Linked DNA regions of Mus musculus: regions 1, 3, 4, 5, 6 and 7 are each linked to region 2. The links are chromatin loops, found by intact Hi-C in ENCODE. Cell type or tissue: left cerebral cortex. All regions are shown on one strand.

Evidence for each region. Hi-C counts contacts between places; a loop is a spot of excess contacts. Peaks named below come from ENCODE experiments on the same cell type or tissue, not always from the same donor. Only the 100,000 strongest peaks of a DNase experiment are listed, where the experiment ranks them.
Region 1: a loop joins it to region 2, with 3 times the contacts of the local background. A loop is called at or near these places in 14 of 42 quality-filtered maps.
Region 3: it touches region 2 in a loop (2.8-fold over the local background); 13 of 42 quality-filtered maps call a loop at or near these places.
Region 4: it touches region 2 in a loop (8-fold over the local background); 5 of 42 quality-filtered maps call a loop at or near these places.
Region 5: a loop joins it to region 2, with 2.8 times the contacts of the local background. A loop is called at or near these places in 5 of 42 quality-filtered maps.
Region 6: a loop joins it to region 2, with 2.8 times the contacts of the local background. A loop is called at or near these places in 14 of 42 quality-filtered maps.
Region 7: it touches region 2 in a loop (2.1-fold over the local background); 5 of 42 quality-filtered maps call a loop at or near these places.

What each region holds. Positions count from the first base shown.
Region 1 is chr4:101,154,194-101,158,193 of GRCm38, forward strand. Jak1 (Janus kinase 1) reads right to left here. Exons shown (of 25, transcript NM_146145.2): 20 at 3,561-3,753; 21 at 2,759-2,883; 22 at 2,200-2,372; 23 at 823-940; 24 at 345-455. Among named protein-coding and RNA genes, the nearest start is that of Gm24468, 31 kb to the right of the region's middle. In left cerebral cortex, no CTCF peak of the experiment used is centred here; DNase peaks (open chromatin) are centred at 1,585 and 3,574.
Region 2 is chr4:101,354,611-101,358,610 of GRCm38, forward strand. It overlaps E130102H24Rik (RIKEN cDNA E130102H24 gene), which reads right to left and starts at 1,638. Exons shown (of 2, transcript NR_040708.1): 1 at 1,471-1,638. All of the region lies in intron 1 of 0610043K17Rik (RIKEN cDNA 0610043K17 gene), which reads left to right. In left cerebral cortex, a CTCF peak has its summit at 1,733; DNase peaks (open chromatin) are centred at 57, 571, 1,005, 1,688 and 3 more places; H3K4me3 peaks cover 3,419 bases; H3K27ac peaks cover 3,474 bases.
Region 3 is chr4:101,645,831-101,649,830 of GRCm38, forward strand. Leprot (leptin receptor overlapping transcript) reads left to right here and starts at 1,953. Exons shown (of 4, transcript NM_175036.4): 1 at 1,953-1,995. The coding sequence starts at 1,980. In left cerebral cortex, CTCF peaks have their summits at 1,738 and 1,961; a DNase peak (open chromatin) is centred at 1,501; H3K4me3 peaks cover 2,169 bases; H3K27ac peaks cover 2,619 bases.
Region 4 is chr4:101,449,018-101,453,017 of GRCm38, forward strand. All of the region lies in intron 2 of Ak4 (adenylate kinase 4), which reads left to right. Among named protein-coding and RNA genes, the nearest start is that of Ak4, 31 kb to the left of the region's middle. In left cerebral cortex, no CTCF peak of the experiment used is centred here; DNase peaks (open chromatin) are centred at 1,619 and 2,172; H3K27ac peaks cover 1,695 bases.
Region 5 is chr4:101,414,843-101,418,842 of GRCm38, forward strand. It overlaps a transcript of Ak4 not described here. Among named protein-coding and RNA genes, the nearest start is that of Ak4, 2.9 kb to the right of the region's middle. In left cerebral cortex, no CTCF peak of the experiment used is centred here; DNase peaks (open chromatin) are centred at 1,971 and 2,300; H3K4me3 peaks cover 2 bases.
Region 6 is chr4:101,165,869-101,169,868 of GRCm38, forward strand. It overlaps Jak1 (Janus kinase 1), which reads right to left. Exons shown (of 25, transcript NM_146145.2): 12 at 675-781. Among named protein-coding and RNA genes, the nearest start is that of Gm24468, 19 kb to the right of the region's middle. In left cerebral cortex, a CTCF peak has its summit at 2,477; DNase peaks (open chromatin) are centred at 79 and 2,504.
Region 7 is chr4:101,424,107-101,428,106 of GRCm38, forward strand. The region is part of intron 1 of Ak4 (adenylate kinase 4); the gene reads left to right. Among named protein-coding and RNA genes, the nearest start is that of Ak4, 6.4 kb to the left of the region's middle. In left cerebral cortex, a CTCF peak has its summit at 1,764; a DNase peak (open chromatin) is centred at 586; H3K27ac peaks cover 664 bases.

The DNA of each region.
Region 1 (4,000 bases), 200 kb before region 2:
GCTAGTGAGTGGGGTAAATGTCTTCAGGCAATGGTAAGACCTCATCACATGTGCTCTTCTGGGAAGGCAGACATGCACGGTATGGAGGCCACAGCTCCCTGAGAGGAGCCTTGCTTGAGCAGCATATCATCCCCCGCAGGAGGGATTTCTCTCATGTCTTACCCAAGTGGATGCTGTAAATGGAACCTAGGACCTCAGAAAGAATAGCGAGTACTCTTAAGCAAGAGCCAACACTGTAGCCAGTGTAAGGCCTTCGGTTCTGTTATTCCCCTCCCATGCTGGATAAGGCAAGCTGTAAAGACATTCAAAATGCAGTTCCCTTCCCATGAAGGGGACACAGCTACCTCATCAGGACAGTTGGGTGGACATGGCAGACGCTTTCCTTCTTTCAGAGTATTCACAAGCCGTGTCACTGTCATCTGGCCATGAGTTGGGCCTATCATTTTCAGGAACAACTATGTAAAATAAAACCAAACAAAATTAAGGTGATGCTTTCAGAAGTAAGAAGAAATTAAAGCAACAAAGCTTTTCTCTTCCATAACTTCAAATGAAAATCTAAAACCCTTATTTGCGCTCTCAAGGATTGGTCCATAACAGCACATCTGAGGGGACCAACCACAGCTGTCAGTCGTATGAAAACAAAACCCCTACGGCAATGCTCAAAGTGTATCATTCTCTCTTGTGATGACCCTCACCCTAAAAACCTGAGTCGTCTTACTGAATTCTGCACTTGTGAAGGCAAACTTTGCCAGACCATGTGAGATAGCATGCTGTAACCCTCTCCATGTGGCACACTGACAAGAGGTAGCAGTTAACACTTACGGCCATGGGACTAAAATCTGAGTCACAGTAAGTGAGCAGCTCGTGCAGTGTCACTCCAAAAGACCAGACATCAGAGGCGATATAAAATTTACACTGGATTAAACATTCCGGAGCGTACCTGAAAGGAAAGCAGGGAGTGAGCCTTTTGTTCCTCCCAAAAAAAAAAAAAAAGAGTGCCTCAGGAAAGCCACTTCCCTGTTCTTGAGAATGTAAGTCACGTGCCTCTGAGGGACTCTGGCCATTCATGCTGCCACAGTGCACACAGCACACGGGACAGCAGTCCAGAGGCTCACAGCAACATCTTACTTGCCCTTAAACGAGATATCTGTGTTCCTCGTGTCCCAGGGAACATTCTTTTAGAGAGGGGACAGTCCCCTGAAGATGAGCCCCAAGTTATATCCCTGTAAGCCAGGAGTCAGCACCCTCTCTGGCATCACTATTTTGGTGAGTGATGCCCAAATGCCCATACCAGGTGTCTAGGCATCCCAGAACTGGTTTCCTGAACACTCCTCAGACAAATCCACTTCCTACTGTCCCAACCTGTCCTTCCTGGGCTACTGAAGCAGCTGACCCCGATTCCCTTGTTCCTTTCTTGTTCCTCTCCATGGTGACCTTCAGTACAGACTTTGTGTCCTTCAACTCTGGTCAAGTCCTGATGCTCTGACTCAGCCACCCCTACAGCACTTCCCAATGACACACGTGCTTTCAGTTCCCTCTTATCTCTGTCAGCAGAACAGCAGAGCTCCAGCCATGCCCCCTTCCCTTCAGCTTTTACCCAATCACACACAGCCTTTCAAACCCATGCCTGAAGCCTGTGCCACTGCCACACTAAGTTGGCTGCCTCACCCATAATTCAGGATTCACTGGCACAATCAAGGGCCTCAAAACCACTCCGTTTTTAAACGAGGAAGGAAGACTCTGGATAGGCTTTGCTGGTGGAGAGGGCCCCATGTCTGCATGAGAGGCATCAGGGTACACAGGCAGCTTTCCCCAGGAAGGTGTTCCCAACTGAGAGACAATGATGGTCAGGGCGTGGCTCGCTAACTACGGTAACTAGTGGTTCCTAAAACCTAGCCAAGTATCTATCCCTCTTGCAGGATCTCCACGACTATGGCAATGTGTACCTGTGGCCCTGCGATCCCTCCAGGGCTTCTACACGGATGTATTAAGAACGAGCCAGCCTCTTCCACCTGCTCACAGCTATGAGAACTGTGGTGGGTGTGGCTTGCTCACATGAAGCTACAGAGGCTGAAGTGATGATGGCCAGACTCTCCCATTCTCCAAAAGCTCAGAGCAGCTGATACGCACCCAAGCACAGCTTCAAGAGCCTTCAAGACAATGCTAAGCTACAAAGCACGGCCGAGCTGGTTTACATACCAGAACACTGGGCTGTCCCGGTCGTCCTTGACTGTGTAGTACTCCTTATCGGTTTCAATTGCTTTGGTTAAACCAAAGTCTCCGATCTTCACTTGATGCTCACTCTCAACAAGGACATTTCTTGCTGCTAAGTCCCGGTGAACGTATTGCCGAGAACCCAAGTAGTCCATCCCCTAAGAGAAAAGTGTGGCTCAGGCCCATTGCGAAGGTAAATGTGCTGTTGATAACCCACAGTCCTTCCCCTAAGAGCAGTAGGTCAGACCCACTGAAAAAGTCACTTCAGGTTGTGTTTTTTTTATCTTCCACAGCACAATTAGGAAAAAAAGCCATTTCATCCCCATATCACTAACAGTTTTTGTTATAAAATTAAACAATTAAAAAAAAAAAAAAGGTCCAAGTAAAGTCCACTGCTCACATTTCATGCAAATGGTGCAGAGTTAAAAACACGGTTCATTTATTACAGGCTCCCGCTGAGGTCTAATTACTAACCATTTCCCCAGGACAGAATGCCTACTTTTTTAAAAAAAACAGGCTGTTTCTTTCTGTTTGGTGTTTTTACCTTACAAATCTGGATGGCATATTTTAGCTGCTGTTTGAGGTTGATTTTGTTCTTATTCTTTGGCAGATACTCCTTTAGGCTTCCCGAAGGCAGAAACTCCATGATGAGCTTGATACCATTGCCTCCTATTTAGGAGAAAGTAGCATCAGATGAGGCTGCAGAGAGGATGAGCATGGGGCTCTGTAGACAGGGCCTGGGGGTGGAAGGTCAGCCTAGCCCCCGAAGCATGGGGAAGAAGAGCCTACCACAGGCACAGACACTTCAGTGATAAACAGGAGTCCATAGCCCCAGGTCCTGCCTCATCAGGGTACTGCAGTCCTAGTGCTTTGTGAATCTCTAGACAAGCGATCAGTTTTAAAATCATAGTCCATACCCTCTTATTACTAGTTTTAAAGCACATGCATGACTGCCTTGCAGATAAGGTACAGTATTAGTAAATGTGACTACTAAGTACTATTTGCTACCTTAGCTTCAATAAGGACAGAGCAGAAGGCCTTAGGTAGCACTAGATCAGAAGAGGAATGGGGGTGAGTAGTTTAACTTCCTTATGGCACAAGTGTGGCTATCTGGGATGCTTCCCAGCATTATACGTGAATCTGAAAGACAAAGTTCACATCCTGCGGCTGGGAGAAGCCTCCCAGGAGGCCTGCAGTTGGTAAGGACCTTGTTGTTGTGAGACCTGAATGTCTGACAGCCCACAGGAGCTGGTAAAGATGAAGCTGCGGACTGCCTACCAGCAAATGCCCTTAGGACCCAGAGAGCCACTGGACCTTTATCCCACAGTCCAGTGTGCACAACATACCGTCTTCCATGCAGATTCCTTTGTACTTCACAATGTTCTCATGGTAGAGGTTCCGTAAGATCTCTATCTCCTTCTTCAGATCAGCTATGTGGTTACCTCCACTCTCAGGCTTCAGGGACTTGACAGCTACCTGCTCCCCTGTGTTGTCTCCCTCAGGATCATATCTGCAGAGCTCAACCTTCCCAAAGTGACCCTGGAAGGAATATGTCCATGCTATCAGAGATGCCCAGACAAGCTAGATCCGCTGAGGAAATGCCTTGTTCTCAGGCTGTCTCTCACGGCCACAAGCATCACCTCGGTCTGATCTCCTGACTCCTCTCGGCTCAGCTCATCCTCACTTGACTCAATGACCTCTGCTACTGAGCGAAGACTAAGAAAGCAGCTGGTGACTAAGGGACCACTTTACCCATCAATCCCAGTTTCTAAGACAGTGTACTCTC
Region 2 (4,000 bases):
AAGGAACTGGATTCCTAAGGTAGTTAGTTCTATTTTGAGCCTTCTTCCTGTTCTGAAGCTAAAGTTGGAAGGGCTTAGTGGTGATGTCATGGAAGGGAGAAGTGCCTTTTTTCAGAAGGGTCTCTTCTGGCAATTCCCAGGACACATAGGTGGTGAACGATCCCCCTCTCACCATCCCTCACCTCTCCTTCCCTCTGGAGTCCCAGTTAGTCACTAGCCAGGAAGAAAATCAACTCTAATAACAGGCAATCACACTTGCATATTTTATATTCCAAACATAATAAATGAAAAGACAGAGAAAAAAATTGCCTAGTTCTAGGAAAGGGGTGGGGGTGGCTATCTCTCCCCATCCACTCTCTCCAATATAAGGCCAGGAGGAGCAAAAGGCACTGCAGAAAACAGCTGTTAGGAAGAATTCAGGAGGCTCCGGGAGGAGAATGCTACGGGGGTTTTGGAAACCGGAACTTGAGGACACCCCCCCCCAAATCCTTTCTTCTTCCCTCCCTCTTGGAAGAGACTTGGGGCTGGGTGTGCCTTCTGCTTTGAGAAGCATTTGGCTCGGTAGAAAGGCAAGGGGCCAGGGTGCGGCCCACAGGGAATAAAAGCTTAGGCCTGGCTCTGGGCTAAGTTTAGTGGGAGATAGAGGAGACCGGAGAAGTGCAGGTCTGAGTGGAAGACCTACTGTGGAATTAAAAAAAAAAAAAACCCTCACTAGGGGCAGGGCGGGAGACACCTCTCTTTTTCAACTTAAACTCAACAGTTCATTGCCGGTGGGAAGAAGGGTGAAGAAAGAGACAAATTTTAACGTAAACTGTGAATTGCAACTTCTGGGGACTAGAGAGGGCTGACGTACCAACGCTATCAGCAGGTGAAAAGAAGCGCCTTTTACCAATTCTGGGGTGTCGAGGTCTGGCCAAGCTCTGGTGGGCAGGGCACTGTCTGGCTTCTTAGCTCACCTCGCCTCCAAAGCGGGAAGAAGCATAGGTGTGGTCTTTCTCCAGGAAGGTGGCAGCTGGCTTCGCGGGGCAAGGGAAAGGATTCCTCACCGGGAAGGCGGGGAGGAGCCCCGGGGTCAGCTGCGGCCAGGAGCCGGGGTCTTCGCCAAGTCCCCTCCCCCTCCTGAAAACCGACCTGGACTAGGATCGATTACAGCAACACCCTCTCGCCTTCCCAATAATTTCGCAAATAATAGTAATAAGCCCAGCCCCTCTGGCGCACGTTTAAAACAAACAAGCAAACAAACAAAAACCCAGAGCCCTGAGCGGTGGAAACAAACAGGTGAGTCCAGGGAGAAGCGGGAAAGAGTGGGGGATAAGAGGGGGGGCGTTCCCAAACGTAAGGGGAAACAGAGGTTCTCCCAACCTCTCTCCATTTTCCTTCCCCCTGCCCCCCAAGAGTCTGCGTGACAGGCTAGGTACCGCAAAGCCCACTCTGACAGCCTTCCCGCAGCCCGCGCCCCCGCCTGCCTACCCTAGGCTCCCGTGTCCAGGCTTCGGGGACCGCGCGGCGCTCGCCCGCACCCCGGCCCGCCACCGCCGCCGCGGGGACTCCGCTCTTCCTCTCTCCGCCTCCTCCTCGCAGACTCCTCCCGCCGGATCCGTCATGTAAACAACATCCCGGCTCTATTTCCAGCGGCCGCGGGACGGCGAGGGAACCGCGCCAGCGCCCAGCCACCGGGCGGGGGTGGGGGGAAAAGCGAGTGCGCCACAGCTCCGGGCCTGGCCCCGAGCTGCCGCCCCGCGCGGTCCGCCGCCTACCGGAGCTGGCGCCGAGCGCCCAAAGGCGTCCAACAGCAGCCTCCGCCCCCGCCGTCGTCTCCGGGCTCCGGGATACGGGGCCGGCCCGGGTGCGAGCGCCGTGCGCGCGCCGCACAGCCGCTCTCTGCGCCCCGCGGGCCGGCCAGGGCGCGCCGCCAGCCCGGGGCCGAGAGCGCAGCACCCGGAGCGCGCACACGGACGCCGCCCCCGCGGCCGCGCGCACCCCGCACCCACCTGCGCCCTCGGGGGTCCCGAGCCCCCCTTTCTTTGTTCATCCCGCTATTTGCATGAGGATTATCTAATGACGCAGCAAGGCTCGCCACAACGTGACCGTCGCCATTTTTCTGTTTTTATTCTAGCTTTGCCATGTGATAGATTGGGGAAGGGGGGGGGGGGGTGGAAAAGGGAGAGAGACAGGATTGAAGGAAAAAAAAAAAAAAAAAAAACTTCCGGGTCTCATGACCGGGAAGGGAGAAAAACAAAAGGGAGACGAGACACAACTCCAGGCGAAGGACGTGGTGCGTGTGCGCGCGTGCGCGCCGGTCTCTCCGTGCCCAGGAGCCGGAGGCTGGGGTGCTCCAAGCATCCTCCCATCATCAGGGTCCGCGGATCCTGGTTGTGCGGGCCTTGTGCTCCATCCTTCTGCTGGGTACCCGGCTGCCTGCCCTTGCCTGGCTCCAGTGGCTCAGTGGTCCATTCAAATAACAGAATCGGAAGACCGCTGCATTTTCTAAGTTGTAAAACAGTTCGCTCCGAGGACCCCCACATGGCGAGGGCAGGGGGAATCAGACCAGTTCAGATTTTCTTTCTGCTTCCTTTTCTCTTTTCCTAAAGCTGGACGCACAGCTTAGGGATGGTTTGTGGCGTTGCGGGCTTTTTGGTTTGGTTTGGTTTGGTTGGGCGAGGGCGTGCATCGTGGCTGGATTTATTGAGGTAGAAATTTAAATAAAAGGTTCAGTGCTAGGAAGGGTTGAGAAGACTGCTGCAGAGCTTTGGGCCGATTCGTGTTCTACCGTGTTAATTCACATTCACAGGACGTGATAGGTGCCCAGAGTTCACGGTTGCTGAAAGGATAAATGTCTGGAACTCTGCCAGGTCTCAGTGACAGAGTTTGGTGCTTTCGGTTACTTGTGTGTGTTCCTTCAAGAGCTTTCACTTTTGTTTCTCTTCTGCGTGCCTCTCGTATGATTGAAAGCAGAAGTGGACCTTAGCGTTGACTAGGGCGCTACCACTTACAGGTGAGAGACACAGGGTAGGTCTAAGCTAAATACCGTGTTAGACCCCAGTTTGTTTGGACCGAGAGACAGCTGAGGGGGTAAAGTAGAGCCTAGCACCGTGCAGCTGTAGTTCCGTTTTGTAACATTCCTGTGCCTAGAACTTAAAGATGGATAACTCAGAACTGCTAACCCCACAGGACTGCTGCGGGGGTTCATGACCTCTTCCGGCACCTTTCTTGAGTGTTGACTCAAATATGTGTGTGAACACAGCTTCTTTTCCTCTTCTTCTGGGGAGCATCCTTGTCATTGAACAAGGCAACATGTGTGCTGTGAAGTGTTTCTGTCCTGCTCACAGAGTTGAAAGCTCTCCTGTGTCTTCGTAATATTTATTTCATGGTGCCTTTCAACGTCGGGATTCGGGACAATGACTGGCTTTTCCGCTAGTGGGGACAAGCTTTGAGAACCACAGCTCTCTGTAGTCAACACTGTTTTCTTGCCATAAAAGCCAAGGGAGGCTTGAAGGAGACCTTTCCCACAATCCAATCCTGACCAGTCTAGGAAATTCCTTGCGTGTTTCCGGTAAAGGTTGGACAGAAGTCGTTTCATGGCTCTTACACCTTTTGCTGACCATTCTTGGCAGGCTTCTTTGGTTGCACATCCAAGTAAAACATACTTTGTTCTCTCAACTTTTTAAACTAACTGCTTTCCCCCATCTTTTTTTTTCTTTCTTTCTTTCTATATTTGGCTCCTCTTCTTTGAATTCTCTCAAATTCAAATAAATAAATTAGTTATGCCGACTCCTGCTCTTTTGCTTTCATGGACTAGACTACAAATGCTTGAAGTCTGAACTGCGATTTAATCTTGTTGAGTTAGGAATCAAATCATAGGTTCTATGTTTTCCTTAGAGGGGAGTAGGAACTGAACCCAGGGCCTAATGTATGCTAGGGAACAGTGTCCCTGATCTGCACCCTAACTCAGAACCTCTAGGTCTGGGACCCTATGAATTAGCTCCCAGTGCTAGTAGCA
Region 3 (4,000 bases), 290 kb after region 2:
TTCCAGTGGCTTTTCTTCTTGTGGAAATGTGGAATTGGTGAGTAGGATGGTTTTTGGTGCAACATCTGGCACAGGAAAAGTCCACTTTCTCAGGTAAAGTACTCAGTCCAGTTGTTGTTGGCAGAAAGCAGTCGGAGAGAAACAAACAGTGTGGTTGAGGGTGGAAGGAGAGTGGGACGGTTTACATCACATAATCTCTTTATTTAAGGTGGGAAAAACCTACCTCCTCACTAACAGATCTCAGTGCTTATAAAGGAGAAGTTAAAAACACAGGTCTGGCAGAGCAATTTTCTGAGTGCTTTTATAGGCACCATAATCCCCCATTTTCACCAGGTACGTTGTCCATGATGCTGGCACATGCCTGACACTGCAGACCCTGTGTACAAGCTTCATCCTGTACACACTCTCAATGGTACAATGGCTTAACTTGTTGTAATGGTTACAATAGTATTAACAGTCTAAAGGAGAACAATTGCTCTATTGTGGTAAGTTATGCAAATGTGCCTCTCAGAATCACTGATTGTATACTAGGTTCTTAGCAGATTAAGCATATATATATGTATATACATATATATGTGTATATACATATTTTCCTTTTAAGTTTAGAACTTCGTGGGTTTTGACTTTCTAACCTTGTCTAAAGAGCTGTTTGGTTCAGTTCCTATTCTTTCTGAACTGCTTTCTGTAGAGGACTTGGACTACTGGATGGTTTCTAAGATGAAGGAAGATTCCACTGAAGAAGGTAAGAATAAGATGGATCTGGAGGAGTGAAAATTGGCCTTAGTTACTTGCAGGCCTGCGTTTATTTAAGGACCTAAAGAAATCCGGACCCACAGAGTTTGTAATGAATGAGGGGGATAGACGGACGCGGTAGTTTACACAAAATGTTAATGTAGTTTGCTACAAAGCAAGCAAATCTATACAAAAGTCAAAGATCTTACATAGGGATATCTCTAATCCTGATTTCTGGTGCTGTCACTCACTCCCGATCTCTACTATATCAGCCACACACTCTCAAAACAAACCACACAGGCACACAGGAAGAGTCGTCCTGGAAGGTAACCTCTCCCCATCCTTATCCCGTGCCCCACTTTTTCCACCAGTCCTTTCAGGCAAGTTTCCTAACAGCCAGCCAGGGTGATGGTGAGCATCTAGAATCTCCTGAGGCAGAGCCTGGGCCCCAAGTCACGACAGTGAGGAAGGGATGGACCCCAGATTGAGAAACAGGGCTGAGATGTCTCAGAATCCAGGATCCCCCGAAGAGTTAAAATAAAGGAGTTATTCTGAAGTAATCAAAGTGGGAGGGGGCTGAGACTAGGAGCGGAGTTCCCGGCCAGCGGGGCGGTGCTGAACAAACTGGGAGACTACTGGAATGAAGTTCTGAGTGGCAGGAAGTAGGACCAGTAGAGTCCGAGCTATGAGTGGCGGAGGCGGGATCAGTCCAATGGGGTGGAGTTCTGCATGGCGGATTGGGATCCGTGCTGGCAGGGACTGAGCTCAGCCAACTGGGGGCGGAGTCCGCGAAGTGGAGGAAGGCGTTGGGGGAGGGTCTCCATGAGCTGGAGGCAGGATTATGTGCCAGAGTGGCGGAACTGTGGGCCGAGCGGAACCGGGCCCGGCAGAGGAGGAGCTCAGAGTGGCAGGGATCAGAACCAGTATAGGAAATACTGAGTGCCTGTAGGGCAGAATCTGGCATAATTGGGTGTGAGGTTGTAATTGGCAGAATTCTAAACCAGTAGGAATCAGGTTCTGCATGGATGGTGGGATTGGGCTTCTGGGGGCGGGAAGCCACGGGATGGGGCGGAGTCTAAAATCAGGGGCGGGGCCTAATGAAGGGGCGGGGCTCCGTTGGTTGGGTAGGAAGTCAATACCGTCAGGGGGCGGGCCGGGCTTTGGATTCGCGCGCCGGCCCTGGCTAGTCTGGGTGTGGGCGGCTTTTGGAGAAAGCCGGAAGCAGCGACAGCCCCAGCTCCAGAGACATGGCGGGCGTTAAAGGTACACTGCGACCCTCGCCCGCGGCTAGTGGGTGGGGTCGCTCCTGGCTCCAGGCTGCATGGCGAGCAGCCTGTGTGCGGGTGTGCGAGTTCCTGCAGACCGCGGCCTCCCGAATGCGCGGCAGAGGTGTTTTGCGGAGCCTATAAACGCTCGCGCCCACGCCCACGCCCGTCAGTTCCCAGGCGGGGGCTTCTCCCGTGGGCTGTACGTTCCACAGTGGTCCCCTGGGCTTTTCAGTTCTCCGTAGGTCACATCAGGGTCCCACATCCTCACCTTCCTGCCCCGCCGCAGTTTCCTGTGGCTTACAGAGGAGCCTTTGTGTCCAGGATGTGTGTTGGAAACTTGGTCCTGTTGTTCCCTTACGGTTTTTCTCGCTGGGCAGAATAATTTCGGGCGTGTGGCACTTTGGAAAGTAACCAGAAATACCCTATTCGACGCAACCTTGGGGCTGCAATTAGATGGGATTTTAACAAGACTTTTCTTGAGTGTTTACTGGTCTGTGAACAGAGCAGTATGTGCTGTTTGTGTTCTTGAATGGTGATGAAAGGAGGGTACCGAAAGATTATCACCCTGATCTGTGTGAATGCAGAGCTTTGGGCGTTGGGTGGGGACAAAGTTACTGGAAGGCTTCCTGGTATTTGGATTTCTGGTCATCCGCACAGAGAAGACTTAATTTATCTCTGTGTTGGACTTCCTTTCTTTGAAAACTATCCACAAAGACCTTCCCACTCACCAACATCTGTAAGATGGATACAGTGTATACTCATGTGGATGCACTGTACATTATCTGTGCACAACTAGTAACAGACATAGCTAACCATTTTGGGGGGACTTTTGTATTTCAAATCAAAGTAAACATGGTTTACTTGGGCAATGTCCACTGTATGACGTATCCATTTGAAGACAGTGTAGAAAGCATGTAAAATTGTGTCTCACTACTACAGAGTGTTCAGTCCTGGACAGAAAGTACAAAGTAGCAACAGTAATTTATGGGCCTATGTAGTGAAAAGGAACAAAGGCTATGAAGTAGACAAGAGCACAAGGAAGTAAAACTTTGCCCATAATTCAACTGTTATTGAGAAACTATGCTGGAGACTTGGGATAAAAGATAAGTGAGAAGTTTGGACTGAGTTGATTGCCGAAAATAATTATATTGCTGTGTAAGAAAATGATGTGTGCTCTGACAGTTGAGAACATAGAGATAATATAGTGGAGGGAATCATGTTGCTCCAAAAGATATGTTTTAAGTTGTAACTCCCTGCTGCCAAATGAGGGTGTGGCCTTGTTTGCAACTAGCAGATGTTATCAATCTAAGGTTGCCTTGTGTGATGTCCTTCAGATAAGGGGGGAGGGGGAAAGCACAAAGTAAGGATTGAAGCAGAGGGCCCCAAGATGGCTTGGTAGGAAAGGCACTTGCTGTCGAGCCTTAAGACCTGCGTTTGATCCCTGGGACCTACCTGGTTGAAGGAGAGAACCAACTCGAACAGGTTATCCTCTGACCTCCACACTTGCACACGCAGTATGGTGCATGGCTACAAGTAGATAGATAAACGTAAATAAGTAATTTTTTAAAAAGTAAGAGAAACTGGAGTGCCGTAGCTGCAAGCCAAGCAGTAGTATAGACATAGCAGCACTGGGCAAGGAAGTTTGTTCTCTTCAGAGACGCCTTAATTTTAGAAGCCTAACTTCAGAACCGAGAGAATTCATTCCCTTTGTTCAGAGCCACCCAGATTGTAGTAGTTCGATGTGAAGCTAATATGAATGACCACTCTATGGGGGGAATAGAAGAGGCGATAGTTATGCTGAATTTACAGGACTCTGTAAGGCTTGGGTTAAGACCAGGATATATTCATGACTGGGGCAGAGGCCATGACAGAACACATCTTATTCTTCTCATTTTCCCAGGCTCTTGGAGGCAGAGTAGGGAGGATTGAAGCTGGAGAAGGTAGGGGTCAGATGGTAGTGAGCCTCTAGTGACAACATGCAGGCTGTGAACACATTTGCA
Region 4 (4,000 bases), 94 kb after region 2:
TTTATTTCCTTACATTTCCACGTCACAGTTCATCATAGAAGGCAGGCAGGCTAGCAACCTGAAGGCAGGAGCTGATGCAGAGGCCATGCTTGGTCTGCCTTCTTGTAGCATCTAGGACCATCAGCCCAGGAGTGGTACCATCCTCAGTGGGCTGGGCCCTCTGACATCAATCACTAATTAAGAAAATGATCCACAGGCTTGCTTGCCTAAAGCCCAATCTTAATGGAGGCAGTTTCTCAATTGAGGTTCCTTCTTCAATTCAGGTGATCTGGCTTGTGTCAAGTTTCCATAAATAGCCAGCACCTACCCGCTTTTCCGTGGTGTTTTCTGAACCTTGGTGTGTGAGGTTGTGAGTGTGGGTGGGTTGGTAACACAGATGTCCTGTTTAGGGATGAACACTGAAGAGCCACTTATCCTTAGCACTTTGAACAGTTAACAGCTTCTCCTTAAACAGTCACCCATGGCAAACAGAAGCGTCTTTGACCAGACCGGATGCCAGTACTAATCTGTGGTCGTAAACGTAAATATTTAGAAGTCAGTTTGTCAGGCACATCATGTCCCCTTAGCAAAGCAGCAGCAATCGCTTTTCCACTGGGCTGTTGAACAAGGTTACAGTATTAGATGTGAATTCCCTCTGTAGATTGGACCTCAAATCCAATCAGAAAGCAGTTGGTTACTACCCGTGTAACAGTCGTCCCACTATGATTAGTTGGCACAGTTTGCCCAACAAGTTACATGCAGGGGTCACAGTTGAATGACCCCCTTCCCCAAATTGGCGTTCTAAGTGTGACCACTATTCATTTCCCAAATATTTTTTTGTGTATTAGAAATGACCTCTGATTTTGCTAATACCTGTCAGTAATTCCTTTAAACGTGCTTAAGTTAAGGCCTCGTGCCGTGTAAAATAAAATTTGTGTACTTTTAAGAGATCATTCGCTTATTAAACTCCTTAGAAGAGGTGGCTAATGGGTATTGCGGACAGCCAGACTGCTCCTGGCTGTGCATCCTTAGGTAGATCACTCACCTTACCTGTTTGTGCATTTGACTCATGGCGGAGGATGGCGTAGGAAGGAGTTTAGGATGAACCGACTGACTGGATGAAAATGCTTAGGAGAGCAATGCTTAAGTAAATGAGGTTTTGCTGGTATTCGTCGGCTGGTGTATAGGGCCTGAATATTTAGGTTACTACATGAAGTATGAAGTTCAAAAATAGCTTGAAAAAATGTGGTCTAGCTGAGTTGCAGAGGCACGTATGGGCTGGGTTATGTCCTTCCTCGCTTGCGTTTCTTAGCTGTTCTCCGTCTTTTACATCACAGGACTGTTCTTAGTGAAGTGCGTCAGTCTCCCAACTGACTTAGTCTCCCCCCTCTCACCCCCCGTCTCTCTTCCGGAAAGCCCATCTGGACATTTTCAGTTTTGATTTTTCTTCAAAGCTCTGGAGCCTGTCCATTTGGCACAGTGAGGGTGTAAGGACCTCCCGGTCCCCACCTTCTGCTTTAGAAGCCTTATGTCACAGGCACATGCTTGTGCTCCGCGGAGGATGCGCCTGTTGAGTGTGCTAGAGGTGATTGGATGTGCAAAGGCCTGTCTTAGAAGGGATCCTGCATGACAGATGACTCATCGTCTCGGTCCATATGGCTTTGGAGAAGCATCCTGCTAACCGTGGGTGGAAGTCAGTGCTGTGGATGCGAGCCAAGGGAACAGCAAGTCGGTCAGAGAGATGCTGTGTGCTCCGACTGGGCCGGCTCCATCCTTGTTAAAATGTTCATCTCTGTCTGCTTCCACAGCACTTAGATGGGAAACACCTATTTTATTTTGTTCTCTTTTTGAGGTAGAGTCTCCTTAAATAGCTCAGATGACTTCACTCTCACAGTAATCGTCTTCCTTAGCGCCCCGCCCCCAAATGCTGGGATTACAGATGTGAGCCACCATGGTAGATTTTCAAAATATTTTAATTTGGTGCATTGGTCAGCTTTCATTGCTCTAACACTAAGTAGAGTAGTGAATAAACAAAAAGTTGTATTTAGTTTGACGTTGTAGAGGTTGTGTTAGTTACTTTCCTGTTGCTGTGGTGAGATACCACAACCAAAAGCAGTTCTTGGAAGAATGAGTTAGTTTGTGCTAGGGCTTTAGAGTCCATAATACCAGGGAAGACATGGCAGCAGGCAGCTGGGGCAGGAAGCAGAAAGATCACCCCTACAATGTCAGACACAGAGCAAGACAGCAAACTGGAAGTGTGCCTAGGCATCCTATATATCTGTCACCTTCCCAAGCAGCATCACCAGCTGGGGACCAAGTGTTTCAATGCCCGGGGTGTGGAGAACAGCTATTACTCAAACCACAAGGTCAGACAGCAGCATAGCGAGCGTCCCATTGACTGCATCTTATCATGGTAGGCTGCGTCTTAGTAAGGGCACACACACAAGTGCTTCCTGTTGTGATTCAGGAAGCCAGAGTGGGTAGGGTGCCTTGTTCCTTGATGCTGTGCACATTTCATGGGAATTAGCTAGAATCCTCCAGGACCATGTTAATCCTTTCCAAGAAAGGTTCACCACCCTCCATCTCTAGAAAGGTCACGTAATCCCAAGCATTGTCTCGCTGGTAACTAAGTCTCAGCACATAGATCGTTGGGGGATGTGCACAGCTCATATCCAAATCATAGCATTAGTTTTCCTGGGGGGGAAAAATAGCATCCTTGCATTTTGGAAAATAATTTTTAAGCTTTTTGATTCAAGATAAAGATAACTTGAAGGTTTTGTAGACAGTTTTCACTGGCACCATTTTGCTTGATTTTATGTTGCCTTTGGCATATAAGTATATAAAATAGGTACACAATGCTTGTGAGAGTGATTATTCATCAAGCTAATGTTCCTGATACAAAAGCTAACTACTGGAGTTTGACCCCTTGGAGTTAGTGGTGGAGAGCAGAACTCAGTCCTGTAAGTTGTCCTCTGACCATCACAGGCATACATACCCATTTCTGCCTCCTCCCCCAAATAAGTAACTGCAATATAACATTCTAAAATAGGCTTACAGACAACACTTGCTGGTAATAATCAACTGTTCATTCATGAGACAGGGACTATGTAGTGTTGGAGCTCTCTCTACCAGGCTGGCCTCTATCTAACTCACAGAGATCCTCCTGCCTCTGCCCACTGAGTGCTAGGATTAAAGACATGTCACACCACGCACAGCATCATTACGGTTCTTATAAGAACCGAAACACTGCAGCTGGTTTTGGTGGCACACTTGACAGACGGTCAGTTCTGTGCCAGCCTTAGGAATATGAAACTATCTTTCTCCCTCTCCTTCCACATTTGATCCAGGGTCTCATGGAGCTTAGGCTGTCCTAAAACACACTATATAGCTGAGGGAGACTGAATCCCAATTCCAGTAGCCATACGCCTGCCATCATCTGCCTTGAGCACAGTGGCCTCCTCTGTGTAAAGACTGCAAGACTGCAGCAAGGTCACCATTGCTTGCTTGGATTCCTTAGACACTTGATTTTGAATTCAGAAACTTTTTTTTTTTTTTTTTTTGCAGCCCCACAATCAGTTACATATGGGTTGAGACTCACATTTTAAGAAGCTGGAATCGTATTAAGGGGGCTGTATTGCGTTGTGAGTACCAGCTCACTGGGTCTTTCTGAAGGGATTTCTGTTTATTTGTTTGTAGTCACTTTGCTGCTAAAGCCAGGCTATTTGCATTTGCAGTCTTGCCTGGCATGCTTGTTTTCCTGGAGGGTGATCTCAGACCTGAGGCATCCTGGTGTGCCTGCCGCCTGCCCACCCACCTAGCCCTCGGAAGGAGATGCGCGTCCAGACACTGGACCAGGGGTCCTTGGGCTGAGGCTTTCACAGTGCATTTGCGGCGTTGTTTTCAGTTGGTTAGACTGGGTTTGCCATCGCTCTCTCTCTCTCTCTCTGCATTTTCTAATTCCTTTTCCAGGCTGACCTCTGAGGAGAGCTGCTCCCCACTGCACAGCAGATGTCTACTGGGA
Region 5 (4,000 bases), 60 kb after region 2:
GAGTTTAACAAGTTAGTAGGCATCATAGTTACATAGTACACATGTCCCTCTTGCCAGAGATAAGGATAATGACTCTTCCTTACCAAGCGGGAACTTTCTTCAAGCCCCTGAGAGAATGGTGGGTTTTGTCTAAATGCAGTACCTTGGGAACAGAACTTTCTTGGGGGAGCCACACAAGGACATAGACCACCTGCAATTTTGATTTATGCCAGCCACTTTTGAGAATACCACTTCCTATAAATATGTTTACATGAGTGCTGGGAACTGAACTGCAGTCTTCATGCTTGCACCAGAGGCACCTCACAGACCGATCTAGCTCCCTAGCTCCTGGAAAGAAATTATTTAGAAAATAACTTAACAGTTAGCATTTCTTACATAACTTAATGGAAGGGCTAAGATTTTTTTTCTGCTGGAATTTAATCTAATCTAAATTTAAAGTTGTTCAGTGTCTCTGGACACTGAGAAACAAAAGCCCAAGGCTTATATCTCATCAAGGGGACACAAAGCCTATGGCTTCAGACACTGTTCAATGTCTGAATGAGGAAAGAAACTGATGTTGTCATTCAGATCAGAGGGGAGAAAGATGCCACAAGATGCCACAGAGGAGACTGGTATCTTGGGGATTGAGAAAGATAATTCTTTTTTTTTTTTTTTTTTTTTTTTTTTTTTGAGAAAGATAATTCTAAGTTTTTAAATATGGTTCTATTTAGGCAAATGAGGGCTTTTCAGGAAAGGTAGTTCTAATGTGACGATCAGAACCCGGAATCTGGATGTTCCCCCTCTGGTGTCCTCCTTGACCCATAAAGCTGCTCTCTAGCTTCAGGGTCAGCAAAATCTAGTTTATGACTTTAGAAAAAGAGAATGAGGACCTGTCCGCAGAACTCACAGTCTCAGAATAAATGGACTAGCCGGGTGTGGTGGCCCAGGCCTTTAATCCCACCACTCCAGGGGCAGAGGCAGGTGGATCTCTGTGAGTTGGATGCCAGCCTGGTCTGCATACTGAGTCCAGGCCATCCAGGGCTACATCGAGACCCTGTTTCAAAAAACAACAAAAAGGAGATTTCCTACTGGGTTTTACAATTTTATTTAAAGTTTTCATTTTATGTGGATGGGTGTTTCATCTGCATTTACGTTTGTGTAGCACATGCCTTCCTGGTTCCTGCGGCTGGCCAGCCCCCTTGGACCTTGGGTTATAGATGGTTGTGAGCTGCTATGTGGGTGTAAATGGAACCTGGCTGTGTCTTCAGAAAGAGCAGCCAGTACTCTTAACTGCTAACGAGCCATCTCTCCATCCCTATACTGGCCTTTGTCTGTGTGTGTACACATGCGCGCACACACACACACACACACACACACACACACACACACATATATGCAGAGGCAGAGACAGAGACACTCACTTATGTAGCCCTGGCAGGCCTAGAAGGCACTCTTCTGGCCTTAAACTCAGAGATCCATTTGGTGCTTTCTTCCCTTTGTTAGGATTAAAGTTGTGAGCCACTATGCCCAACTCTGCTGGGCTCTTTAAAGAGATAAAGTTAGGTTTGTGTGTGTGTGTGTTTTTTTTTTTTTTTTTTTTTTTTTCAGAATCGTGTCAAGGTCAACAGCTTCAGGTTGTTCCCTCCAGAAAGCACTTCTGTTTGCCAACTGTCTTTTTTGAGGTTCCTGGACAAACAGCCAAGTTCCTCACCAACAGCACAGTGGTTCCTGTGGTGAACTATCAGAGCCCTCCTGCTGAATGGAGGACCCAGGGAAGGTGGCTCCCTTTGCATTTTGGGATAGGGTTTCTCATTGAACCTGGAACTCATTAGTTTGCCTGGACTGGTTGGCCAATAAGCCTCGGAGATCCTGCCTCTCTTCCTGCTGTCACTATGTCCAACCATCAGTACACAGGTGCTGTGGGCTGAACTCAAGTCGTCATGCCTTGGTGGCACACACTTTGCAAGTGAGTCACCTTCTGGCCCTCAGCAAGATGTTTTAACAAGCTCTCTAGGTGGTTCTGATGTAGGCTCTTGTCTAACAATCCCTGTAAGGAGCTATCAGCTGCTTTTATTACAGAGCATATGGCAAGAACCTAAGAGATGTAAGCCCCCTCACACTGGAAGCCTTTCTTTTTGTTCTTCGGCAAAAGGCTCATCGAAGGAGCCCACAGTAAAATCTATAGCACACGGGGGTATTTTAGGAAATGAGTCTACGGAACAAACGTTGGCACAGGGGGTTGGTGGCCTGAGCGTGTCGTCTTGCCAAGACTGTGTGGAATGGCAACGAGGGAAGCTGGATTGGCAAGATACCATATCAGGCTCTGTCTCCTGCCTCCGTCACACACTACAGCCGGGAATCTAGGAGGCTCTTTCCCACGGATTCCTCACTACACTGTGTCTCACCATCTCTCAGTTATGCTCAGAATTCTGCAAAGGATTTCAGCAAAGCAGGCAGGCCCCTTAGGAAGGAGGTGGGACACACCGAGGTGGGCAAGTAGCAGAGATGGGTTTTTACTTTAGCAGTGTTCCTTGTAACTGCAGAGAAAATAGAAGGGTGTAGAAGACAGATGTACAGGTGATCATCCCAGTATTTGGATGAGAAACTGAGGGCTTTCATGTAGCAGAATTGAGAGTAGGCAGCAGGGCTTGGTGACCCGTTACTATAATCCTGGTAGCAGCCTTATTTATAATAGCCAGAAGCTGGAAAGAACCCAGGTGCCCCTCAACACAAGAATGGATACAGAAAATGTGGTACATTTACACAATGGAGTACTATTCAGCTATTAAAAAGAATGAATTTATGGAATTCCTAGGCAAATGGATGGATGGACCTGGAGGGCATCATCCTGAGTGAGGTAACCCAATCACAAAAGAACTCACATGATATGTACTCATGAAAAGTGGATATTAGCCCAGAAACTTAGAATATCCAAGATATACCATATAATTTGCGAAACACAGGAAACTCAAGAAGAACGAAGACCAAAGTGTGGACACTTTGCCCCTTCTTAGAATTGGGAACAAAACACCCATGGAAGGAGTTACAGAGACAAAGTTTGGAGCTGAGACGAAAGGATGGACCATCTAGAGACTGCCATCCTCGGGGATCCATCCCATAATCAGCCTCCAAACGCTGACACCATTGCATACACTAGCAAGATTTTGCTGAAAGGACCCTGATAGAGCTGTCTCTTGTGAGACTATGTCGGGGCCTAGCAAACACAGAAGTGGATGCTCACAGTCAGCTATTGGATGGATCACAGGGCTCCCAATGGAGGAGCTAGAGAAAGCACCCAAGGAACTAAAGGGATCTGCAACCCTATAGGTGGAACAACAATATGAACGAACCAGTACCCCTGAGCTCTTGACTCTAGCTGCATATGCATCAAAAGATGGCCTAGTCGGCCATCACTGGAAAGAGAGGCCCATTGGACATGCAAACTTTATATGCCCCAGTACAGGGGAACGCCAGGGCCAAGAAGTGGGAGTGGATGGCGACGGAGTGGGGGAGGATATGGGGGAACTTTTGGGATAGCACTGGAAATGTAAATGAAAAAAAAATACCTAGTTAAAAAAAAAAAGGCAGTGGCAAAAGCATGGTGAGTTCAAGACCATCCTGGGCTGTGAAGAGAAGCCCTGTCTCAAACAAATCAAAGCAAAGGCTGAGGCATGTGGGAGTATTGGTTGGTATGTGAGGGGCAAGGAAAAGAAAGCCGCCGTTTGAGGTGGTGAGCAGAGTCGAGAGTATTATATCCTTGGCAAAGAAGCCCTGGGATCCTCTGTCCTTCTCTCTCTTCCTCGGAGTACAGCCAAAGTCATCCTTCTCTTCCTCCTCTTCAGGGCGCTGGCATTGGATGGAGCCAGTCAAGGTTTTAAAACTTTGGCTGCAACTATGGGGCCAGGATTCGATCATTTGTTGTTGTTGTATATCAAGCAAAAAGAAGAGCGTTGGGTATACAATAGATCTTTTTTTACTTTTTTTTTTTTTTTTTTTTTTTGAGATTAGGTCTCAATAAGTA
Region 6 (4,000 bases), 190 kb before region 2:
GTCAGCATCCATCAACACAGTTCTCTCTGTCCGAGCAGAGCCTTGGTGACTCATCTTCTGGGCCTCTGCTTTAGTGTCCTTCCCTAGGAAATGAGTTCTGCCCTTCCAAGACTAGATTTTACATAACCACACATGCTACTGAGGGTGGCAACTACCCGCAGATGTGTAAGCGCCTCTGTGGGTCTGGCTTAGTCTGAATATTCTGGGTAGCAAAGGCTATCCCAGGAAGGCTGGGGCAATGCTCTGAGCTCCCCAAGGGTCCCCTTTCTGAAGCCAGCTCTTGTTCTGCCCTGCCCTGTAGTCTTTGTTCTTCTCTCTATTCCTTTCAGAAGTCCCTTCTGAAAAAGCAGGACTGAGCACTATTACACAGCACTCTGTGGGGTGGAGACTCCATTGAGACCAACCTCTACTGACATGTTAGTGATCCCATTCCTCTACCCCAGGTAGTCCACACCTCCTCATCCAAGTCCATCAAGGATTAGTCTCTCAGGGGAAGGCCAACAGCAAGACTGGGTAAAATGAAAGGTGGGCTTGCGTGGCCTTACCTCGTTGTTCTCTTTCCACTAGAATATCCCCAAAGCAGACTTTACCCACACACACACTTAAATCTCTAGGGGGCTCCCCTATGGGGTGTCAGGACCAAAGTTGGACAAAGACCCTTAGTGGGGACTTACTTGTATAATATCTTTCTTAAGGATCCGATCAAAGCTCAGCTGGCTCATGGAGTAGACAGGCTGCCACTCCTGGGCTTTCTTAGTGGCTACGAGCAGATTGGAGATTTCTGTGAAAAGATCAGAGAATTTTAAGCAGCATTCTGCACTGGCATGGCTAGCATTGTGTGCTGAGCCATGGGGCTTACCCAACACAAGGGTTTGCTAGTTACATCATGAACAAGTCTGTATCGGGTAAATGCTTAATTCATACCCTCCAGGAGCTCACAGGCTAATGACAGAGTCAACAGGAGTCAGAGAGCACATGGAGAGCTATGATTTAGCCAGGGTTCACACAGCAGGATCTGAGGTGAGGGAAGGCTCCTTTGGGAAATGGTCAGGTATGATGGCACATGCCTATAATCTCAGCACCTGAGAGCAAACAGTGAGTTGGAGAATAGCTTAGGCTGTCTCCAAAAGAATAATAAAACAAATGACAAAAGTCAGTCTCAAGAAGCCGGGGACCATGTCTGTTTCATGTTCTGCTCTATGCCTACAGCCTAGAACATAACGAATGCTCGACAAGTTACCAGGCTCGTGCATGCTAGGCAAGCACTCTATTTCCCAGTTCCCAACAAGACTTTGTTAAATGTAGGAAGCACCAGGGGTGAACTGAATGAGGAACACAGATGCCTTGAGGCTAGGGAACTCTGTGAAAAAGGAAAGTACAAGCTATATGCAGATGAAAGGGAAAAGCAACTTAGAATAGGATCCTAGAAATCTTGCTAATGAAGCTAGAACCTCACATGTGGCTTAGGAGTAGGCCATTTCCCAAACTTTACTAAGATAAACAGCAAACACAATGCATGACCAGGTCTGCCAGGCCTGGGTTACATAGGATCTAAGGAATTTATCCTTTGTAAGCTGCCTTCCAAATTCAGACATAGTACAGAATCCTCTGGGAATCAGGTAGACCTGACATAGTCCCTGAACACACCGTGTACTTCCTTTAGCTGGACCAGTACCACTGGGGAAGTGACAACTCACAGATGATCTCCCTGTTCCACTTTCTTGCACGGGATGACAATGAGTTCTCACATGGGAGTTCTAATTCTTGGATTCTGATAAGAAAGTTCCCAAAACTCTGTAGAAATTCCAAGGCACAGTTCACAGAACCCACACACAGACTAGTGTAAATAAACTGCTAAGCAATAGGTTACAACACTGGTTACATGAGTACAATAAGGGCCCCTCAAATCTTCTTTTGTTCTGTTTTCATTCATATGGTCTTTTTTTTGTTTACATTCATATGTTCTGTTTTCTCTATGCTGGGTACAGTTCTATAAGAAACTGTTAACTCCTCTGCCTAAGCTCAAGAGACAGGAATTGTCAACATCCTTATCTGTACTCTAGATCAGAACAAAGGCTCAAAGAGACTCAGCAACCTAACCACAGAGCTTGCTAAGCCAGAGAGGAAGGCTTCACAGAGCATCCAGGCACAGCTCTAGTCTGACTTTCCTGGGGTACAAATCTAAGTACCAGAAACTGGCTTCAGTCATCTGGGTGCTCCTTTTTTCTGAGCCCATTCCTTGCACGGTTCTCTTTTGATGCTAGCCTGGGAAAATACAATTTAAATAAAAAGGCTCTGTACAGCCATCTTGAGGAGGGAAAGGAGTCAAATACAATGAGGCTATTTGACTGGTGGCACGAGGGCAGACAGAGGCTGGTGGCCGACCATCTGGGAATCAGAGAGTAGGATGAGTCTAGAGTGGCTCAGGCTTGGTTATCTGTGTGGGGACCTGCACTACACTTGACCTGTGAGAGAGGGAGCCATTTCACCATCATAAGGATGTTTCGTTCAAGAAAGCTGTGCCCTCCTCAGGTTGCTAAGTGAAACAGATGAGACCATGCCCAGAAGAGCTTTCTTTAGTATGCAGTAAAGGCTTCACTACTGGCAGCCACTGTCGTCATGATCAACCACCACCTTAGTCTTCCACCAGAGCGTTCCAGCCTTGTGCATCAGAATGCAGACATCTTCTACAAGGAGCAACTAAGTGGAAATCAGCATCACACCTGCCCATCCTGAGGAGGCCCCAGGGAATAGGTACTGACACATGTTCAGTGGTGTGTGGGCCTGAGTGCTGGGCCTGACCAAGGGCTTACTTATCTATCATATGCTTCTGTCTGGCTTCCTGGCTTTTCCCTGCCTTTTCTCTATTCCACAAAGCGATGTATACTGCAGTGTAAAACCTAGATCAGAGTATCTGGCTCTGGGAACCCTAGTTACAAGTGCAGAGAAATTGAGCAACCTGTAACGACACTCTTTGTGTTACACATTCCTGATTTTAGCTCTTCTCTAATTTGCAGGTTCTGAGAACTAATACGAGGACGATCCACACTGGGCTCCTCAGCTTTCTCTCCCTCCCCTCAGATGAGATACCCTGTGTCCCAGAGATAGCTGACCACAGTACCTATTCCTATGCAAAGCATATGAAGATGGAATGGGGAGGACATATCAGTGTATTCAGGTCAGACAGGGTGTTCAAATCTCCAATCTTTGTTCACTTGGAGTCTTGGCCAAGCATCCTGAATTCTTCTGATAATTAAATGGTCTACAACATGGAAGGCCTTCAAACAGGCAGACCAAACACTCACTAAGATGTCAGTAGCCATTGTTATTATTCACTGTCACTACTATACTACTGCTGATGCCATCAGCTGTGAAGCCTTGAGCAATTCACTGAATATCCCTGAAACCAACTTCCTATGTGGAAAAAAAAAAAACAATAAACAATAAGATAGTCACTACACTACTTTGAAAGTAGTAGGTACTGCTACAGTGGAAGCTGCTCAAATATTATCACCCAATGGGACAGTCCTGCACAAGATCTGGTGTGCATTCTAGGCTTCCCATGAATCACAGAGCAGTGAGTGAAAACTCAGACCTTCAGAGTTCTAAAGCAAGTGAGAAAAGTAGACAGAAGGCACTCTCAGTGCTCCGTTTCAGAAGAGCCTCGGGAAAAGCCACCCAAGTATTCAACGCTGTTCCCCCACTCTTCCCTCCAAAGCTACTGGCTTCCAGTCTCTGCTGTTAGAGGTGGTAGCTACATCAGAGGTCTGTATCAGCAACCTTCAAGTAAAGCACATCCTAGCCCCTGGCCTTCTCAATTCCGTGGATGCTGTCTTCTCCCGGGGACCATGATCCCTAGGGAAGTTAGATCTTCTTTTAACACCAGAAGGGAGGTCATGTAAAAAATAAGACCATTGGGCTTTAAAGCCCTAAGGAGCTCTGAGGTTTCATGGCCAAGAGGCAGGTGTGTTTTCGCCCTTTGTGGCACACTGGCTAGCAT
Region 7 (4,000 bases), 69 kb after region 2:
CAGGTCACAACTGCCAGTAACTCCAGTTCTAGGACATCTGGCACCCTCATATAGATGCACATGTAGGTAAAACTCCAGTGCTTATAAAATAAAAGTTTAGAATGTATCCCATAAAAAATTGCAATTTGGGGTGGGAATGTAGCTCGGTAGGGTGTTTGCCCAACAGTGACAAAGTCCTGGTGGTTAGAGTCCTAGCATTGCATGGGTGTCTGGTGGTACACCCCTGTAATGTTAGGACAAGGAAGGTTGAAGTCTCTAGGTCTGGATTAACAGGGCTAGTAAGAAAAAAAAATGTGCCCAGAAGGAACTACAACCCCCCGCCCCCCAAGAACTCTGGTATTTTGTGATAGCTTTCTTTGCTAAGTTTTATCTGAAGGATATGAAGATCCGGTTTTAGTGTTAGGCAGGCAGTGGTATTAGAAAACCAGGCACCTTTTAATACTGGAGTCTAGTGTCTCACGGGTAGGAGAATTGGAGAGGTTCCATTTGGAAGCAAGCATCTTGGACTTGACTAAAGAAAAGATGTTCAAGAAGGAACCTGTTTCTGCTCTTAATTAATATTAACTGCAGCTCTTGCCAGGGTGTTGCAGATGGACTGACTAGCATTTTAAATGAGGCTGTGAGCTGATCCTCTCTGAAAAGATGACCTCGTTCAAAGGGCTCAGGCTTTTGGGTACTCATTAAGTATAAATGCACACCTTATGTAAGAGTGAATTTTTCCAAGAATTGAGGATAGAGGGGTTTGGAGACCTTAGTCAGAGTTCAGGATTACATCTAAAGCAACTTTAAATGGTTAACCTTCTCTGGTTTATCCAGGGTCTTGGCTCATTCCAAGATTTCTAAGGTATGCTACATTCTTGTTTCCTCCTTGTTTGGCAAGACTCAGGAGGCCCAGGTCTCTTGGGCTATGGAACTAGTGCAGTTGGTATCCTGCCTAGTATGCAGGAAGCCCTTGGCTTGATCCCTTGCTCTGTGTATACAGACATTTGGGTATAGCCTTGGTTTTGGGGAATCTAAAAAAAAAAAAAAAAAAACCAAAAAACGGCTTTTGCCAGGACTTGATCTTCTGAGCCGTCTCTCAAACCCCCAAACCCCACTCACTGGTCTTGAACGTCTGATCTTGCTGCAGCCTCCTGGGTGCTGGCACTGTAGGCAGGGCCACCACTCCATGGTTTATATGTTGCTTGGGATTAAAGCCAGAGCTAGCTCTGCACGCTAGGCAAGCTGTGGGCCAGCTGAGGTCTATTTAAATTGTTTCCATAGGTTATTTTCATAAGCAAATAACTCAGTAGAATTTACATTGACAGTGTCATCACCTAATTTGCAGACATTCTCTAAATACCACTGACTTGTCTGCGAATGTATTTCCTGTTCTAAGAGCCAATGTAGTAGTGCACAGTGCATGGAGTCATTAAGTCTTCTTTGTCACCTGTAATCTCGCTTTAATTTCCCCTTTCCTTTATGAGTTTAAGTTTGTTGTTTTTGGTTTTAATTGTTTCACAACTTGGTTTTTTGAGACTGGGTCTTTTATAGCCCATTCTGGCTTTGAACTGTGGATCCTTCTGCCTTAGCCTCTAGAATGCTCAGATTATAGGTGTGTGCCATCTTGCCTGCCTTTCAGACCTGGCTCCGGTCCCTAATATCTGGCTTTGTGGTAGAACGCAAGGTTGTCTTTGGCTTCTTGAGTTTGTGCTGCAGTGTTTGAAGGCTGAAGTCACACAGATAAGTAGTTGAAGGAGGATCTCATGGACTCTGGAGACATCTCCTGGATGCTCAGATATCCTCAGGCTGTGCTCTGGAGACCCATGAATTTAACTAGTTTTCTGTTGCTGGGAATTGGGGTTAGAGTCTCCTGGTAGACAGGCAGGGAGCAGTGAATGGTGTCTTGCAGTGAGTGTTCTGACCCGGGCAGTGTGGCTCTTAGGGTACACAGCAGTGAGATGAGGTTGGTTTTCTGAAGGGCTGCTCAGCTTCAGGAGAGCCAGGAAGCAAGCAAGGAGTCACAGAACTGCATGCCTCGCTCCTGAGACCACAGGGGGAATGATGGTTTTTGTAGTGTTTAAGAGGGGGTGGGATTGGGGAACACTTTTTTTTTTTTAAGTAGGGTCTTGCTCTGTAGCCCAAGTTGGCCTATAACTCACAATGTGGTCTAGGATGGCCTCAAACTCTAGTCTTGCTGCATCAGTGTCGTGAGTATTGGGAAGCCATGCCTGGCCCAGGAACACTTTAAACAGTTACTATCATCTAAACAATTGCTATCATCGACTGCATGCGTCCCTGCTAGTGTGTGTGTGTGTGTGTGTGTGTGTGTGTGTGTGTTTGCATGCCCACCTGTGTGTAGGTCAGAACAACTATCAAGAGTTATTTTTTTCCCACCTTCCAACTTTATGTGGGTTCTGGGGATCAAACTGAGGTAGTCAGACTTGTGTGGCAGGTGCTTACCCACTGAGCTACCTTGCTAGCCATTTCCGGGGAGCACTTTTGAGGGAGTGTGTCCTACCTAGTCAGGGTTGCTGTGCTGCCGAAGCACCATGACCAAAAGCAACTTGGGGAGGACAGGGTTGGTTCATTTGGCTTCCACAGCGCTTTTGATCTTTTCATCAGAGGAGGTCTGCACAGGAACTCAAGCAGGGCAGGAACCTGGTGGCGGGAGCTGATGCAGAGGCCAGGAGTGCTGCTTACTGCCTTGCTCAGCCCGCCCTTTATAGAACCCAGGACCATCATCCCAGGGACCCTACCCGCAATGGGCTGGGCTCTTCCACATCAATTACTAATTAAATGTCCTCCTGGCTTGTCCACAGCCAGATCTTATGGAGGCATTTTCTCAGCTGAGGCTTCCTCTGCTCCAGGGACTCTAGCTTATGTCAAGGTGACATAGAACTGGCCAGCCCAAGGTGTTTCTTGAACTGAATTTGACAAGTGACACCAGTTGTCAGGTGAGGAGATGAGCTTAATTGTTATAACATACCTGGGGACTCCCTCTAGAGCTGTTGTCCACTAGTGTTCATGGACACACCTTATAGACCAGGTTATATTCTACTGTCTTTATTAATACCTGCACTGTTAAAGCAAAGGGTTATTTTACCTTTACGGGGTTCTGCACTTGCTAATCCTAAGCATTACAGCTGAGCTACACCCAGATCTAAGGCAGGTTGCTGCATTTGCTCCACGCCCCTTGCCCTCAGCTCCTAGTCTTTGTTTTTAAGATACACATAAAAGTCGTGTGTCAGGGGCTGGAAAGGGCCCCACAGGGAAGAGTACAAACGACTTTTGTAGAGGACCCAAGTTTGATTCCCTAGCACGCGTGGACAGTTCACAGCTGCTCTTAATTTTAGCTCTGGAGGATCTGAAACCTGCCATAGGGTACTTCTCACGCACATTTCAAATCTTTTAAATTCGTACAGTGTAGGGTGTTCTTTTTTTTTTTTTTTTCTCTTTTTAATTTTATTTTTATATTTATTTTTGAGACAGGGCTGGCTGTCTTGGAACTAGTCTGTAGACCAATCTGGTCCCAAACTCAGATTTGCCTCTTGTCTCCCTAGTCCTGGGAATAAAGGTGTGCACCACCACTGCCCAGCAATACAGTGCAGTTTATGGCATTTTGAACTTTCTAGAGTTCAAGTGATGGCAAATAATCATGAAATTGTGGTTTGAATGGTTAGGATAGACAGTTTATGAAGGTATTTCGGCCACCTATTTGCCAAACAAATTATTAAACGCTGTCATTTTGTTATTCTGTATTGCTTCATGTGTGACTTGTAGACATGCAAGTGTTATTTTCCTTATGAAGTTTTTTTGAGCTTTCCCCATGGGTCAGACCAGACATTCAAACATGGGCTTCCTTTGAGCAAACTGACTTTTTTTTAAAAGCATAAGTAGTGATAGACAGGTTTTAGGGTTACTCTCTGCACCTCCCCCTCCCCGCCCCCATTTAGTTCTGTTTGGCCTTTCAGACACGGTACAGAAGGTCTCATTTGTGCAGCCCCAAGAGGTCCATTTT